Linked DNA regions of Homo sapiens: region 2 is linked to region 1. Evidence: chromatin loops called from intact Hi-C (ENCODE). Cell type or tissue: GM12878. All regions are shown on one strand.

Evidence for each region. A loop is a pair of places that touch in the nucleus more often than their neighbours do. Peaks named below come from ENCODE experiments on the same cell type or tissue, not always from the same donor. Only the 100,000 strongest peaks of a DNase experiment are listed, where the experiment ranks them.
Region 2: a loop joins it to region 1, with 4 times the contacts of the local background. A loop is called at or near these places in 7 of 110 quality-filtered maps.

What each region holds. Positions count from the first base shown.
Region 1 is chr6:11,652,204-11,660,203 of GRCh38, forward strand. No RefSeq gene overlaps it. Among named protein-coding and RNA genes, the nearest start is that of TMEM170B, 120 kb to the left of the region's middle. RefSeq lists a silencer at 3,471-3,640. In GM12878, a CTCF peak has its summit at 3,549 (motif pointing right); DNase peaks (open chromatin) are centred at 1,448, 3,598 and 7,794; H3K27ac peaks cover 605 bases.
Region 2 is chr6:12,501,381-12,509,380 of GRCh38, forward strand. No RefSeq gene overlaps it. Among named protein-coding and RNA genes, the nearest start is that of LINC02530, 80 kb to the right of the region's middle. In GM12878, a CTCF peak has its summit at 3,175 (motif pointing left); a DNase peak (open chromatin) is centred at 3,151.

The DNA of each region.
Region 1 (8,000 bases):
TACAGGTGTGCGCAACCACGCCTGGCTAATTTTTGTGTTTTTAGTAGAGACGGGGTTTTGCCATGTTGGCTAGGCTGGTCTCCAACTCCTGACCTCAAGTGAGCTGCCCGACTCGGCCTCCCAAAGTGCTGGGATTACAGGTGTGTGCCACCACAACTAGGTAATTTTTTGTATTTTTAGTAGAGACAGGGTTTCACCACATTGGCCAGGCTGGTCTCGAACTCCTGACCTCAGGTGATCCACCCGCCTTGGCCTCCCAAAGTGCTGGGATTACAGGTGTGAGCCACCATGCCCAGCCGCACCAGAGATTTCTTTTTTTTGTTTGTTTTTGAGACAGTTTCACTCTGGAAGTTGCCCAGGCTGGAGTGCAATGGCGCAATCTCAGCTCACCACAACCTCCACCTCCCAGGTTCAAGCGATTCTCCTGCCTCAGCCTCCCCAGTAGCTGGAATTACAGGCATGTGCCACCATGCCTGGCTAATTTTGTATTTTTAGTAGAGATGGGGTTTCTCCATGCTGGTCAGGCTGGTCTCAAACTCCCGACCTCAGGTGATCCGCCGGCCTCGGCCTCCCAAAGTGCTGGGATTATAGGCATGAGCCACCGCGCCCAGCCATTGGAGATTTCTAACCACATCATGCAGGAGGAGGATGGATGAGAAGCAGCATTGATCAGGCACTGGCTACCTATATCACCCACTGCTTCTATAAGTACTCGGCTCAGCCCTCATAGTGATGCTCTGATGCCCATCAAGCAGATGGGGAAACTGAGGCATTTATGCAGTTCAATGTCATACCCCTGGAAAACAGCAGCTATGGGATTCCAGCTTGGGTTTGTGTGAGTCATAACATGACTCTGTCTTCCACCGGTGCTGCCATATTTGGTCCACACGTGAATTGCTGTGATTACCAGCTTTTTTCTTTCCTGGAGACCTTTGGTGGCCTCTATTTATGCAGCTGAAGGAGACACTTACGACCTCATTCCTGACAGTTTTGGGAGCTGACAGCAGAACATTCAAAGAATGACATCAAGTGGCTTTCCTCAGGGTCATTTCCTGCTAGTGATCTCTGCAAAGATCACATTCTTTAAGGATGTGTGGGGGTCAGAAACAGACCCTATTCTGTCAGGCGAGAGATGCCTGGAGCAGCTGTAATGGGCAGACGTGTGTGTGTGTGTGTCTGTGTGTCTGTGTGTGTGTGTGTGTGTGTGTGTGTGTGTGTGTACATCCTCTGTGACATGCTTTGCTGGTGAATACAACCCCTCCTCCCCCGGCCACACTTCGCTAAAAACAAACCAGGTCTGCTGGGGTGCATGACTCATGCTTGAACCGGAGTCTTCACCCTGAGACAATAATTCTCATTTTAAAAGCAAATGCTGAAGTCAACAGCTGCTGGGGTGACTTTGCCTATCTTAATTTGGCTTGTTAGAGACAGCACCTCCTTAGCTGCTTGAAGGAGAACTTAAGTGGACCTTCCATGACTCTGTTCCTTTTCCTATCCAGGGCTCACATAAGAGTTGTCTGCAGCTGGAGACATGAAACAGTGATAGGATTTGGAGTCAGGGTGTCCTGATTTCATGTGTGTGTTCTGCCCTTTTATTACCACACGGTGGTGGGCAATTTACCCACCTGAGCATGAGGTGCCTCACCTGTGGAATGGATGGAACCCTGCTGTATTGGAGAATGTTCACCCATTCAAGATAACGCATGTGAAGCACCTGCCATACAGTAGATGCTCAATCACGTGGATGTTAGCATTGACTTTGTTGCATGTTCTCTGCTTAGCTATCATTTCTCTCTTCCTCCTTTATTTTGCATTAATTTATTTCTGTAAAGGAGGAAGCTGCTGGGCACAGTGGCTCACACCTGAAGTCACCACTTTGAGAGGCCAAGGCGGGAGGATCACCTGAGGTCAGGGGTTCAAGACCATCCTGGGGAAAATAGTGAGACTACCGTCTCTAAAGAAACATTTTAACAAATTAGCCAGGCATGGAGGTGTGCTCCTTGTAGTCCCAGCTACTCGGGAGGCTGAGGCAAAAGGCTCACTTGAGCCCAGGATTTCAAGTTACGATTGTGTCACTGCACTCCAACCTGGGTAACAGAACAAGACCCTCTCTCAAAAAAATTTTTAAAGGAGGAAGTCATCAGTTATGTATATCACACAGATTCACTGGTGACTTTGCCACCTTTTCCATCCCTTTGAAGTTCTGCATCGCCGGTGGGAGGACGTTGGTCAGAGCAAGCAGAGTGTGGAGGCAGAAGCAGAGAGCGGAGGACCTCAACTCTCTCTCTCCCTGGGCTCTGCTCTAACTTGATAAGGGCCCACGGGAACATCACCTAAACTCTTGGGGGCCTGTGTTCATTTGTCTGTAAAAAGAGGGGCTTAAATTAAATGATCATTGAACCCTCCAAGCTCTTGCTGGGCTGTTTCTGGGGGCTCTTCTCTCTGGAGTATTGATTTGAATTTTGGTGCTGAGCCAGCCAGTGCACGAAATACTACCACTTTGCTCAGTCTCGTAGATGTTTTTCTGTATTTCCTATGTTCAGCATAAAGGGGGCCAGCCCACTACTGCCTTTAACATGAATTGCCCTTCGGAGTATGGAGCACGAGGCGAGCAGCGCTTGTCTCCGCTAATAGACCTACACATTTCCAGGAGAATTTTTTTTTTCTCCTTGCTACTCACAACACATCACTTGTTTATGTGAGGGTTTTTACACACAGCTGATTTATAAGGGATTAGATTTCTCTAAAACATAATCTGCGTTGGTTCTATTGGCCAGTTAAAATTGGTATCCCAGCACAGCTTGTTAAGACATTACATATCATTCCTCTTGTTTTTCTCACACTCAGGAATGATAGGTTAAGAAATATGATTCTAGTTCATAAAAGCCTGAGAGGGACTAACTGGGCTCTATTTATGTTTTATCCAAGAATGTGGAATTTGAAGCTTTTCTCAAAGTGAAAGTTGACCCACTGGACCCGTGTGCTTGGGCCAAATATGAGTATGAGAAACATTCTCAAACCTTTTTGGAATCCTAGGCCAGTAGACACTGAAGGGGCCTAAAGGATTTCTGGGCAATTCCTTCTCCTTCTCTCATGCCACAATAATTATTTGCACTTCTTGCCCTTCTTTTAGCTCAAAAGTGAACTCTGCATGAAGCATATTACCTTAGAGAAAATGTTCACTTAAAGAAAGCCACCTGTTCAGGAAAACAAATTGTCCCCAAGAGGCGTGGTGGAACGCAGGTGGGGAATTTTGTCTTCAATAAGGAGAAATTTAAATTCTCTATATTCTTAGAAATTTACCAAATTGGTTGCACTAGGGTTTTTTTTTTTTTTTTTTTTTTTTTTTTTTTTTTTTTGAGACGGAGTCTCGCTTTGTCACCCAGGCTGGAGTGCAGTGGCGTGATCTTGGCTCACTGCAAGCTCCGCCTCCCGGGTTCATGCCACTCTGCCTCAGCCTCCCGAGTAGCACCAGGGTTTTTAATATCCAGTTCAACCGGGAGACATTTGTACTCTGCGAAGGCTGAGGCGTCCGTGTAAATTTGGCCACCAGGTGGCACCAAATGTTTTCATTAGAAAAATTGCTGAGGGAAAGCCTGGTCCGCATTCTCTCTCCTAGTTAAAAGGAAAAAAAAAGAAAAAGAAAACCCTTTAAAGTGAGTGTTGTCGGTTCATTCACCCAAATTCAGGAAGCATGTGCCTTTCTTATTTGCTAGCGCTTTGGCAGTACACTGTGGCAGTTCAGGGTGAGTTATTTCCTTGAAGTTTGTTAAAAGGGAAACATGGATGAAATTCAAGACTTGAAACAAAGCTTTATTGGAGCTTTGCAGGACAATTAAAATCCAGTCTCTCAGCCAACAAACGGTTCCATCAACCCCCTTCTAGGCCTAGCAGGACACAGGATGCCCAAACAAAAGGCAGAACAGGGAGGCATGGCTGGGTTTTTCCTTTTATCATTTGCTGCACAATCTTATTCTTTCAGATCCCAAACCAGCTTTTATGGTCTGGTTAAAATTTTGTTCTGTTTAGAAAAGAGGGTATCCTAAAGCAATCTAACTGAGCAGGGGTTGTTGCAGAGGGACACCCGCCTGCTTTCAGATGTGAGTGCTGCTGGGGATGATGTCTTTCTGCCCCTGCTCATGGTCTCCAGAAGAAAGTGCTGGCACGCTAAAGATAGGAAAAACATTGGCCAATTTATTGCTAAATTTCAATTCTTAAGAAGTGTTTTTTTTTTTGAAGTAAAAGAGGTGTGCATTCATTTATTTATTCATTCATCCATTCATTTGATGAATATTTATTGAGTGTTCACTGTGCCAGGCATCGTATTTAGAAGCCAGGGGAAGAGTGGTAACCAAAACTACGTTCCAGCTTTGGGCTGCTTCTAGTCTAGAGGAAGAAGCAGATACTCGTCAAGCCACTCGCATGAATGTGCATCAACAAGCTGCGGGAGGTGCTTTAAAGGCAAAGATTGCTGTCCCTGGATGTTGTGGAGCTAATGAAGTTGACCTAGATTCGTGGAGTGATGGGAATAGGCAGTGTTCCCTAACGAGGGACCCTGGAGCTGAGATTTGAAGGATGAGGAGGAAGTAATTAGGCAAAGGGATGGGAAGAGGTGAGGAAGATTTAGGCCAGGGAATTGCAAATTCAAAGGCCATGGGAGGAGAGGGAGAATGACAAGTTTGAGTTCAGCGTTTGAGATGCAAGTGTGGAGGGAACTCAGTAAGCGAAGCAGGAATGGATGCAGTTACAGGAGTAAAAGCTCACCATGAGTTCTCCACTTTCCTCTGTGTTTGGTATACTTTTCCTCTGCCAAATGGGAGAAGAAAGGTCAACACACACACACACACACACACACACACACACTCCAAAACTCTATCAATTACCAGATCTCTACTAGTCGCCTGCTTTGATAGGTGGTCTGTGGTATGGTTGGCTTGGAGCCAGTGTCCAAATATTTGAGAAAAGTTTGGGCATTTTTCCCCCAGTACAGTAACCTGTTTAAATGGACACAAGTACCACTGGGGAAGGCTGAGAGGAAAAGTCACAGAACATACTTGGCAATTTTAGCAGAAAGTGCTGCCTTAAGCATCCCTATTTTCCCTTTAGTGAGGGGATGTGGGTCTGGGAACTGACTCGGTCTTAGACACGACCCCAAGTTTCTGATGTAATAGCAGCCCCCATTCACCAGACCTGGAGTTTTTTCAGTTACACGCCAAGTTAGGCCGGAAATCCTGCGATCAACTGGCCACACCCTAAGATCCCTGCAGTTCAGTTCATTCTGGTAAGCCCTAATGTCTTGTAAGATGACTATACCCATTTCTATCTTACTATTCTAGTGTACCTATTTGTCCTTTTCCACCCGGGCCCTTCCCACATGCTTGGTATCAAGCAGTCCTTTTGGATGGTAGCATCTTCCACCACTATTCCCAACTCACAGAGAAGAGCCTCTACACTCTTTTCAAAGATGCCGGTGTTTGCCTTACCAGTGTCTATCCCAGGCTTTGATGACGGGATTGCCTATAAGGCTACAGCCACATTCCTCTCTTGACACCTATGAGTTCTTTTGTTATATTGAACCTTACAGTTTCTAGCTTCTCAACTTTCCCTAGACTGTACTTCCAATGGAGCCCTGGACTTCTTGGGCCAGCAAGTAAACTATCAGAACCACTCTCAGCTGCCCCAGCTAACACCACTAGATCCAGAATCGTGGGTGAGTGCACAGTGCACCCACGTTTACCCTGATCAAAGTGATGTTCCTTCCTCTTGACCAATAGCCTTCAGGATGCCTTTCCTCACATATTCCCACATCTTTGCCAATATAATTAAGTCCTGTAAGTCTTTTGGTGGTTGAATTCCCTTCTCCCCTAGTAAGTGCTGGGGTCTGACTTTAGTTACAAGTCTGGGGATGTGGAAGATGAGTGTGTAAAGGTGAGGGGTGGGGGTAGGGATAGAGCATTAAGTGAGTCTGTCCCTCTGCCAAGGTAACTGATGGCCACTGAGAGAAGTTAACAGTGTCTTCAGGCCAGACATGAAGAGCCTAACCAGGGAACGCAGAGGAGGAGGGAGCTCAGGGTGGGTTGTGGGTTGGGGAAATTGAAGGTCTCCAAATCCTGCTCTATATTCCCATTCCATTTGTCTCTTTTCTAATCAATGTCCTTACATATACAAAAGAAACATAATGAAGATTTGAGTACAACTGATAATGTAATTTGGCAAACACAGAACAAACTTTGCCTTTGCTTTCCAGCTACCTCAGCCCATTCTTTTGGCATTGTCAGAGAAATCTCTGGTTAAAGAAAGTCCGTGCCTTGTGCTTTTCATGTGTCTTTCAATGCCAGTGCCCCACAGGACCACATCTCTTGGACCGTTTTCATTTTGGTGCACGCACCCAGACTCCCAACTGCCTGCGTTCACATCTCTACCTGAAGACTCTCTGGCTTCCAGAGGTTACTCTGACCATGTGAGGCAGACAAGAAGGGCAGGGAACAGCCCCTTTTGGGAACAGTGCTCAGCTGATGACTGGTGGGAATTGGTGCAGAAACACCCCAGCTGCCTTGTCCTTTGGATGGGGTGGTTCTTTTCTTTCTTTCTTTTTTTCTTCCTGAGATGGTGTCTCGTTCTGTTGCCCAGGCTGGAGTGCAGTGGCGTGATCTTGGCTCACTGCTACCTCTGTCTCCTGGGTTCAAATGATTCTCCTGCCTCAGCCTCCAAGTAACTGGGATTGCAGGTACAAACCACCACGCCTGGCTAATTTTTAGTAAAGACAGGGTTTCACCATGTTGGCCAGGCTGCTATCGAACTCCTGACTTAAAGTGATCCACCTGCCTCAGCCTCCCAAAGTACTGGGATTACAGGCATGAGCCACTGCGCTGGGCCTTAGGTAGGGTAGTTCTGAGATGCATATTTTACTCTTTTCCCTGGAGTGCGTGCGTGTAGCTGAGCTCACAAAGTAGGGGAATTTTCTCTCAAACTCTGAAGAATGTCCAAGTGGAAGGCAAATCCCAAATTATAACTGGTCATCTTTGAACAATCGTGGACCTTGAGGGGTTTGAGGGCTCTAGATTTGGGACAACTGGTACTACCTCTTCCAAAAAGTAAAATTTACTCAGAAGTGCTTGTAGGGAGGCATCAGATATGGTCTTGAGTTGTAAAAGTTCGCCAAACCTTGTACAAATTATGAATCAGAGCAGCTTTTAAAGTAGAAGAGGCTCAGTATAATTGGGTGTTCTTAAGTGAAAAATGTGAGATAAGAAAGCTGTCCTTTTTGATGTCCCTTTGAATTCAGAATTTTAAGCGGATGCACATACAAATGTTTGGAATTGAGACTTAGAATTTCTAATTCTCCAGCTAGGTGCTCCCCATGGCATGGTGGAAAGATCACACTAGGAAGATGTCAGCATTGCCACTGGCCAGTGGTGGGATCTCAAGCAAGTCCTTCATGTCTCTTACCTGTATGAGAAGAGTGTGGAATTAAGTAATTTTAGGGTTTTCCTACCTCTACCATTTTATATATCAAGGGATATAGGAAGAAAGAATGTAAGAAAGAAAGGAAGGGAGGATGGAATGAAAGATTTCTTTTGGGTTTCCCATGTATCATGGCCTTTTAATTCCTCTAACAATACCAAAGGGAAGACATTATTATTTTCATTGCATGGTGAGGAAGTGGAAGTTCAGAGAGGTTAAGTCTCTTGCCCAAGTCTACCCAGCAACTGAACATCACTCAAACCCATATCTGTCTGGCTCTGAAAGTCATGTACTTTCCACAAAACAACACTGTTCCATGCTTTAGGGGAAATGAGAGTCAGCAACGATATGCTTGGGTGTTTTTCCTTCCCCTGGCCTTGGGGACCCTCTCTTGGCTGCCTGGGCATTTTTCATGTTGCTCAAGTCCGAGGCTACCTCATTCCAGCAGGCATGCCATTGTCAGTGGCCTACATTGACCCTCTTTCTTCCAATAGTTCCAGCTTTTCTTGCTGTTGCTGAAATGTGCAGTCAGGAGA
Region 2 (8,000 bases), 850 kb after region 1:
AAAAAAAACTCTTTTAAAATTCACATGGAACCAAAAATAACCCTAAATTAGCCAAAACAATCTTAAGCAAAGAGGACAAAGCCAGAAATATCACACTAGTCAACTTTAAACCACACTATAAGTCTACAGTAACCAAAACAGCATGGTTCTGGAACAAAAACAGACACATAGACCAATGGAACAGAAAAAAAAAAAAAAAAAAAAAAACCTCAGAAATAAAGCCACACACCTACAACCATCTTCCACAAGACCAACAAAAACAAACAATGGGTAAAGGACTCCCTGTTCAATAAATGGTGCTAGGATAGCTGGCTAGCCATATGCAGAAGAATAAAACTAGACCCCTACTTTTCACTGTGTACAAAACTTAACATGGATTAAAGATTTAAATGCAAGACTTTAAACTATAAAAATCCTAGAAGTAAACAGAAAATACCCTTTTCAACAAATTGATCTTGGCAAAGAATTTTGACAAATTCCCCACGAGCAATTGCAACAAAAACAAAAATTGACATGTGGAACCTAATTAAAAGAAAGAGCTTCTGCACAGCAAAAGAAATTATCAACAGAGTAAACAGACAACCTACAGAATGAGAGAAAAGTGTCACAAGCTATGCACTGACAAAGGTCTAATAACCAGAATCTATAAGGAACTTCAACAATGGAACAAGCGAAAAACAATCCCATTAAAAAGTAGGCAAAGGATATGAACAAACACTTCTTAAAAGAACATACAAGCAGCCAAGAAGCATATGAATAAATGCTCAGTATCACTAATCATCAGAGAAATGCAAATTAGAACTATGATGACATACCATCTCACACCAGTCAGAATACCTATTATTAAAAAGCCCCAAAACAACAGATGCTGGTAAGGCTATGGAGAAAAGAGAAAGTTTATACACTGCTGGTGGGAATGTAAATTAATTCAGCCACAGTAGAAAGTGATTTGGAGATTTCACAAGGAACTTAAAACAGATTTACCATTCAACCTAGAAATCCCATTATTGGGTATATACTCAAAGGAAAATAGATTATCATATCAAAAAGACAGGTGCACGTGTATGCTCATTGCCATATTATTCACAATATCAAAGACATGGGATTGACCTAGGTGCCCATTAAAGGTGGATTGGATAAAGAAAATATGGTACATATACACCACAGAAAGCTACGTGGCCATAACAAAGAATGAAATCGTGTCTTTTGCAGAAACATGGATGAAGCTGGAGGCCAGAATACTAAGCAAATTAACATAGGAAGAGAAAACAAAATATATCATGTGTTCTCACTTAAAAAAAGTGGGAGCTTAACATTGGGTACTCAGGGACATAAAAATGGGAACAAAAAATACTAGGGATGAATAGATGGGGAGCGAGAGAGGAGGGCATGGGTTGTAAAACTACCTATTGGGTACTATGCTCACTACCTGGGTGCAATATATCCATGTAACAAATCTGCACATATACTCACTGCATCTAAAATAAAAGTTGATTTTTCTAAAAAAAAAAAAATAGGAAAAAAGAGAGCATGTCGCAATTCTCTGAAGACACCAGGCACATCCCTACCTTGGGATTTTTCCACTTGCTCTTTCTTTAGCCTGAAACATTCTGCCCAGATACCATCTGGATCCATCCCTTGCTCCCTTCCTCCAAGTCTTTGCCCAGAGGGCACCATCTCAGCCAGGCCTTCTGGCATAACCCTATTTAGAAGTGCAGCCACCAACCTCTCCCCACTACCAAAGTCACTCTCTTTCCTTTTTCCTCCTTTATTTTTCTGCATTGCACTTATTACCATGACTTCTGTTTGTTTGTTTTACTTAGTTACTTGTTTTTGTCTGTTTTCTCACAGGAGAGTATGCACTCCATGAGAGCAAGGGTTTTTGTCTGCTTTATTCACTGTCGTATTTCCGTTACCTAGAGAAGTGACCCGTACACAGTAAGTTCTTACTTACTATGTCTTTGTTGAAGGGAAGAATGACGAAATGAATGTGGGGCCTGGAATTGTCTAGCAATATTTCTGGATAAGCTATAAAGCAAGATAGTACTCTTAAGGGGAATCTTTGTCTTTGATGCCTGTCCTGCTAATAGCTTGCATTAGAATGTAACAGTTGTCCCAGGGATAGCTAAGGAAAAGAAGAGACTGAGAACAGCATTTATTTTTATTTATTTATTCATTTATTTTTGAGATGCAGTCTCGCTCTGTCACCCAGGCTGGAGTGCATTGGCGCGATCTCGACTCACTGCAGCCTCCGCCCCGCAGGTTCAAGCAATTCTCCTGCCTCAGCCTCCCAAGTAGCTGGGATTACAGGGACACACCACCATGCCTGGCTAATTTTTGTATTCTTAGTAGAGATGGGGTCACACAACATTGAACAGGCTGGTCTCCAACTCCTCACCTCAGGTGATCCACCCACCTCGGACTCCCAAAGTGCTGGGATTACAGGGGTGAGCCACACACCCACCCGGGAACAGCATTTATTAAAGTGTATCAGACAGACTCTGGGGAGTCAAAAAGCTCCATGTTTGACACTGTCTTGCCATATGACCCTGGGCAGTTGGTCAACATCGCCAAGGCTCAGTTTTCTTACCTGTAAGATGAGAATGAGGGTACCTGCCTCACGAGATTGCCATGATTATGCAATGAGATGACATGTGGCACACAGGAAATGCTCAGTAAATGTCGGCCTGCATTGATATGCAGCAGATATTGAGATAAGCATTTAATGTACATAATTATGCTTAATGATCACATCAGTGTTAGGAAGCCTATAAGCTCTTCCCAACATGTATTCTGTGAGTCTCCCAATAAGTCTGGACAATGCTATGTAATTCATACCTCCAGTGGAGGTTTATCTTATGCAGTAATGCATCAGGAACGTCTGCAATAAAAAGCCCCGTTTAACTTTAATTGGATTTAATCAAGCATTACCCACAAGATGCTTTTCTCTTTTTACACAGCACTTATTATCATTATGTGAAGATGGTGATTTCAGTAAATGCCCTTTAATAGAGACAGAATACACATTTTTTTTTTCCATTTAACAGATGAGAATGCTGAGGCTCAGATAAGTTCAGTGCTTTACACAAGGTCACAGAGACAACAGTGTAAGTGCAGATATGCTAACCCTGGTCAACCTGATTCAGGAGACTAAGCTTACCACCACCTCACTCCACACAGCCCCCTAGTGTCTAGCTTGATTATGACTACTGCATAGAATGATGACCTACAACGCAGCTGCACTTCTAGACTTTTCGAAAATTCAAGACCAACTGGAAAATGAATTTGAGATGAGATTGTATTCAGTGAACCATAAAACCCCCATATTACATGAACTCTCTGGCTTGACCATGATTTAATGCTAATGATGATTTTCTTCTTTCTGATATTTCTGTTGTAGGCAGGCAAACAAAAGTAAGGCCATTATCTAAAACATGTATGAAAACAGCAGAATTAGCTTACAAAGAAGAAAACACAGAGAATCAAATTAAAATCAATTAATTAGAAACACATTAGTACAAATATGAAATCTGAAGCTATTTTTCTCTTGTCAAAGAGAACATTTGAAAATTTCAATACATTGAGTGAGGAAAGTTGATCTTCAAAAACGTTGTAGGTTTCAATTGTTAGTTACCCAGGGGTGATCTTAGACAGAAATTCCAGCTAAACAGGCAGCCTTGGTTACAAAGAAACATGGCTTCATGTTTGGAGACAATGCTTACTTGGTTTCTGAATCGAATCAGCCCTAAATTCAAATTTTCTAACTATTTAGTCCATTTTTAAAGTCTGAGGCCATGGGATTCACAGATAAACAGAGAGAAACTCAGAATTTTGATTGGAAACAAAGGAAAGAAAAAGTGCATAATAAATAGGGAAATCATGTTTGAAGATAAAGAGCCCTTTATTCTCAACTTCCAATAGAATTTCCAAGTATTTCCAAGTAGGGGTGTACAAAAGGGACGAGACAACCCAGATGAGACGAGATGCCAGAGCAACATCCCAATTGCAAATTGTATTTGGTGCCAAGACAAATCATCATCTCAATTTAGATAAGTTGGAAACAGTTTATCTCCCTTTTATCTAGCATACTATATGAGACAAATAAGACTGGAAAGGGTGTCTTAAAAATTGGACCACGTATCGATGTAGCTCAGTTTGTTTTGCAATACTAAGTCAGTGTCCCTTAATAACTACCAAAAGAAGGATTGGTAGAAATACTCAAACTGTCATTGTCATTTGTCTGAACTATGAGAAGCATACCCAAGTTCTTATCTCAGCCCCAGACTGATCCACATGGGCTTCTCTCGAGACCTTTCATGTTTACTTCCTTATTTGTTCTGCTGGTTAAGACAGCAGACATGTCAGATCTAAGCAAGGCTTCCTGGGCATGCCTTCGTGCAGTGGTACAATGGCAAAATTACTATTCAGGTGATTATCAGTGGCAACATGAACACTGATTTCCAGGAAGAACATAACATTTTCCTCTGTACTATTGGCCAAATCCAGGGAATGGGACACAAGTGCTTGGAGAGTGATTTGTAACTGTCAATAACAGCAAATTCTCCTAGACTTCCCAACACTCAGATGAGTAGCCCTGGAGTACTGTCAGGAGAAAGGCCTTCTTTATATTCTTATGGTGTTTTTAAGGGATAATCGCATGCACATTTTTAACATGTTACTCTTTTTAAGATAATTAAAGACTTTGATTTTGCCAGAAATGCATTTGAGGCAGGCCTTACGATATCAATCTTAGAGGTTTGGAGGAGTCTGAGTGTCTATGTTTAGTGCAATTTGTACACATTTTGAACAAGGCAGAACTATTTATTTTGAGATCTCAATGTTTCCAAGCAACCATGCACTACAAAATATTTTAGAAAAGTCTTTTGGCAATGGCTAATAAGAATTTTCCATATGTGTGAATATGCATAGCGACAATGGGCATAAAAACGCATTTCAACTTCTGCCACTTCTTGGACCTGATCTTACCTTAGAAAGAAGTAACAGAGATTGAGCTGCATGCACAGGCTTGTTGCAGATAGTATCTTAAGACAGCCAACTATTTTTTTTCTTTTTTGACATGTGAAGTGATTACACATGATATAAACTGCAAAACCAATGCTGTAGTTTTTCTCAAGAAGGTATATTTCTAAGTTCATTTTTGTCAAGCAGTTAACCTTCTGGGGAAAGTGCCCTGTAGGCTAAACATTTTCTGCTCTTTCTCTAAATTCTTTAAACAAATGAAAATGCCTACTTGAGATTGTCTATCAAATTCTTTCATAATCAAAGGGATAGGTGGGGAAAGAGGGCATGAAATGAATCACTATTATTTATTAGTATATTTACTTGGTACTTGCAGGTGGCATTTCTAGAACTTGCCTATCTGGCTGACAGAAAAATTGAGTTGGACAATACTGTTTCTCCATTATGGGAGTCATGAAACTTGATACTTTGATGTTGGTTGTTAGGGCAACTTCCAGTCAACTGGCAGGACCTACCTTTCGGGGTTAACTTCTGGTTTGTCTGTACCTCATAGAATTGGTTATATTATAATTTTTTCCCCTATCTGATCATGAACATTTTGAAAACTTTTATTTGCACAGGGATCATCTTTAAGTTGGAATCATGTGTTGGCAACATTCTATTTGTTATACTAACCAGAAAACAATTGCTCAGTTATCTATAATTCAAGTTTTATGCCTCGGTAAGTCTTCTGGGGAGCCTTATAAATAAATACAGTATATCATTAAATGCTGAAATCCTTTCAAAGTTCAGACACTCCCTATTGAGAGCTTGATGTATTTTAACACTCTGTTCATCTAACTCCTTGTGTTCTGAGTCTAAACAGATTCTGATTGTCATTTGTCTCCCCAAGTAGGTCTGAAATTCACTAATGATGCCAGCATGAGTATTCTGATTTTATGACAGTTCTATTTCTCACTGCAGCATAGTACTTTGGATACATATGAATGATGTTCTTCATTGGTTAGTGTCAGTCTGCCTGGCGATCTCTTTGCATTAACAAGATCTGGTTTCAGAGTCCACAAAGCTGAAAGCCAGACTGTGGTCCATGGTAGGTAATTTCTCCAAGGCCTTTGTGGGTGGTCAGACCGCTGGTCTTCTCCCCAGGGGAAATTCTCAGGCATCACCATGTGGAGACCATTCTAAATTCCTACAATGTTCTTTGTATTTTTGTTGTAAGGAAGTTTAGAAGCTGTATGAGCAAAAGAATTGTGAAATTGGAGGTGGATGTTGGGGAAATCGAGGGGATAATGGTGTAGGGAGAACACTGGCTTTGAAGGGTGGGAGCACTAAGTCAGGCAAGGAGAGGGGCTCTATCCCTCTATAGAGAGTCTACAACATTGCTGGCATACCAGTGTGTGGGGAGACGGAAGGCTTCCACAGAAGGGAATGTTTATCCAATGATAGCCAAATTTTGGAGGATGAGGAAAATAACAGTTCCATATCTATATTAACTTGAATTTGTCTCTATGTGGTATCATTAGTCACTGCTCCAAACAGAGTTAATGGGAATGTTATGGCTCAATTTCTGTGAACTAGGAAAGCTTATCAAGGGAGCTGACACTTCCTAGCTACTGATGGAATTTATCTGTGTTAAATGAGTCCACTCGGGGATGTCACACACATTATAATTTCTGCCCCACCAGGATAACAAAATATTAGAAAATATTCACACAGATTTAGAAGGGAAAAAGAGAAAGCTTCTAAAATTCAATTTCTTCCTTCCATTCTGCCCTGAACTTCTAGTGCAGAAGACTTAAATGGACACAAATTACACACAGTAATAATCATCAACAGAGCTTAGTTATATTTTAGACTCCAATAGTTCACAGCATAGTTTTTGAAATACAGGTTGTGATTATGCAGGGATGTCTCTTTTTAAGAAAGAGTAGCATGAAAGGTCATAAATGATAAATTGGAAATATCATGAAAAGCTGCTGCCTGGGGGGAAAGCTGCCTAAATGGCTTGCAGTCCAAGGAAAACATTCACATATAGTCATGCAGATGCACAAAGTCATTTTACTATGTTATTTAAATAGCAAATTATCGCTGCCTATGAACACTCGATTGCTGTAGCCAAGGAATAAGGCCATGTCAAGAACACTGTAACTGTGTTATAAAAGACTCTAAAATCCAGAAAACTGGTTATAGAACTAATTATTCCAGTTAAGGATCATCCACTTAGTTCATTGGACTACACTGTATTTTAATTAAATTATGTTTTCAGTAAGAGAGGTGCTATGGTTAGGCTTTGTGTCCCCACCCAAATCTTACCTTCAGTTGTAATCCCCATAATGACTATTGGGTGTGAGTACACCCAAATCTTATCTTCAACTGTAATCCCCATAATACCCACACACCCAAATCTTATCTTCAATTGTAATCCCCATAATACCCACGTGTCAAGGGAGAGATTAGGTGGAGGTAATTGAATCATGGGGGCAGTTTCCTCCATGTTGTTCTCGTGATCGTGAGTGAGTTCTCACAAGATCCGATGGTTTTATAATGGTCTCTTCCCACTTCACTCAACACTTCTGCTTCCTGCTACCATGCCAAGAAGGACATGTTTGCTTCCCCTTAGTCTTCCACCACGATTGTAAGTTTTCTGAGGCCTCCTCAGCCATGCTGAACTGTGAGTCAATTAAACCTCTTCACTTTATAAATTATCCAGTCTTGGGCAGTTGTTCATAGTGTGAAAACAGACTGATATAAGGAGTGAAAATCAAATGGTTTACAAATAGTAGCAGCATTAGTTAAAGGAATAGCCAAGAATCCTGATACTTGTCTTTGCTAACCTCTGTACTATTTACATTAAGACTTATGGCATTGAAAGCCTAGACAGTTTTAGTCATTTTCCATTGTAATTGTAGGGGTGGGGTGGAAGGATTAGGCAAGAGGACATCTCGCTAAAGAATCACACACCCAGTCTTCTTTAAAGCCTGTTGAAGAATTCTTCACTTTAAGTCATCAGTATGTGACTT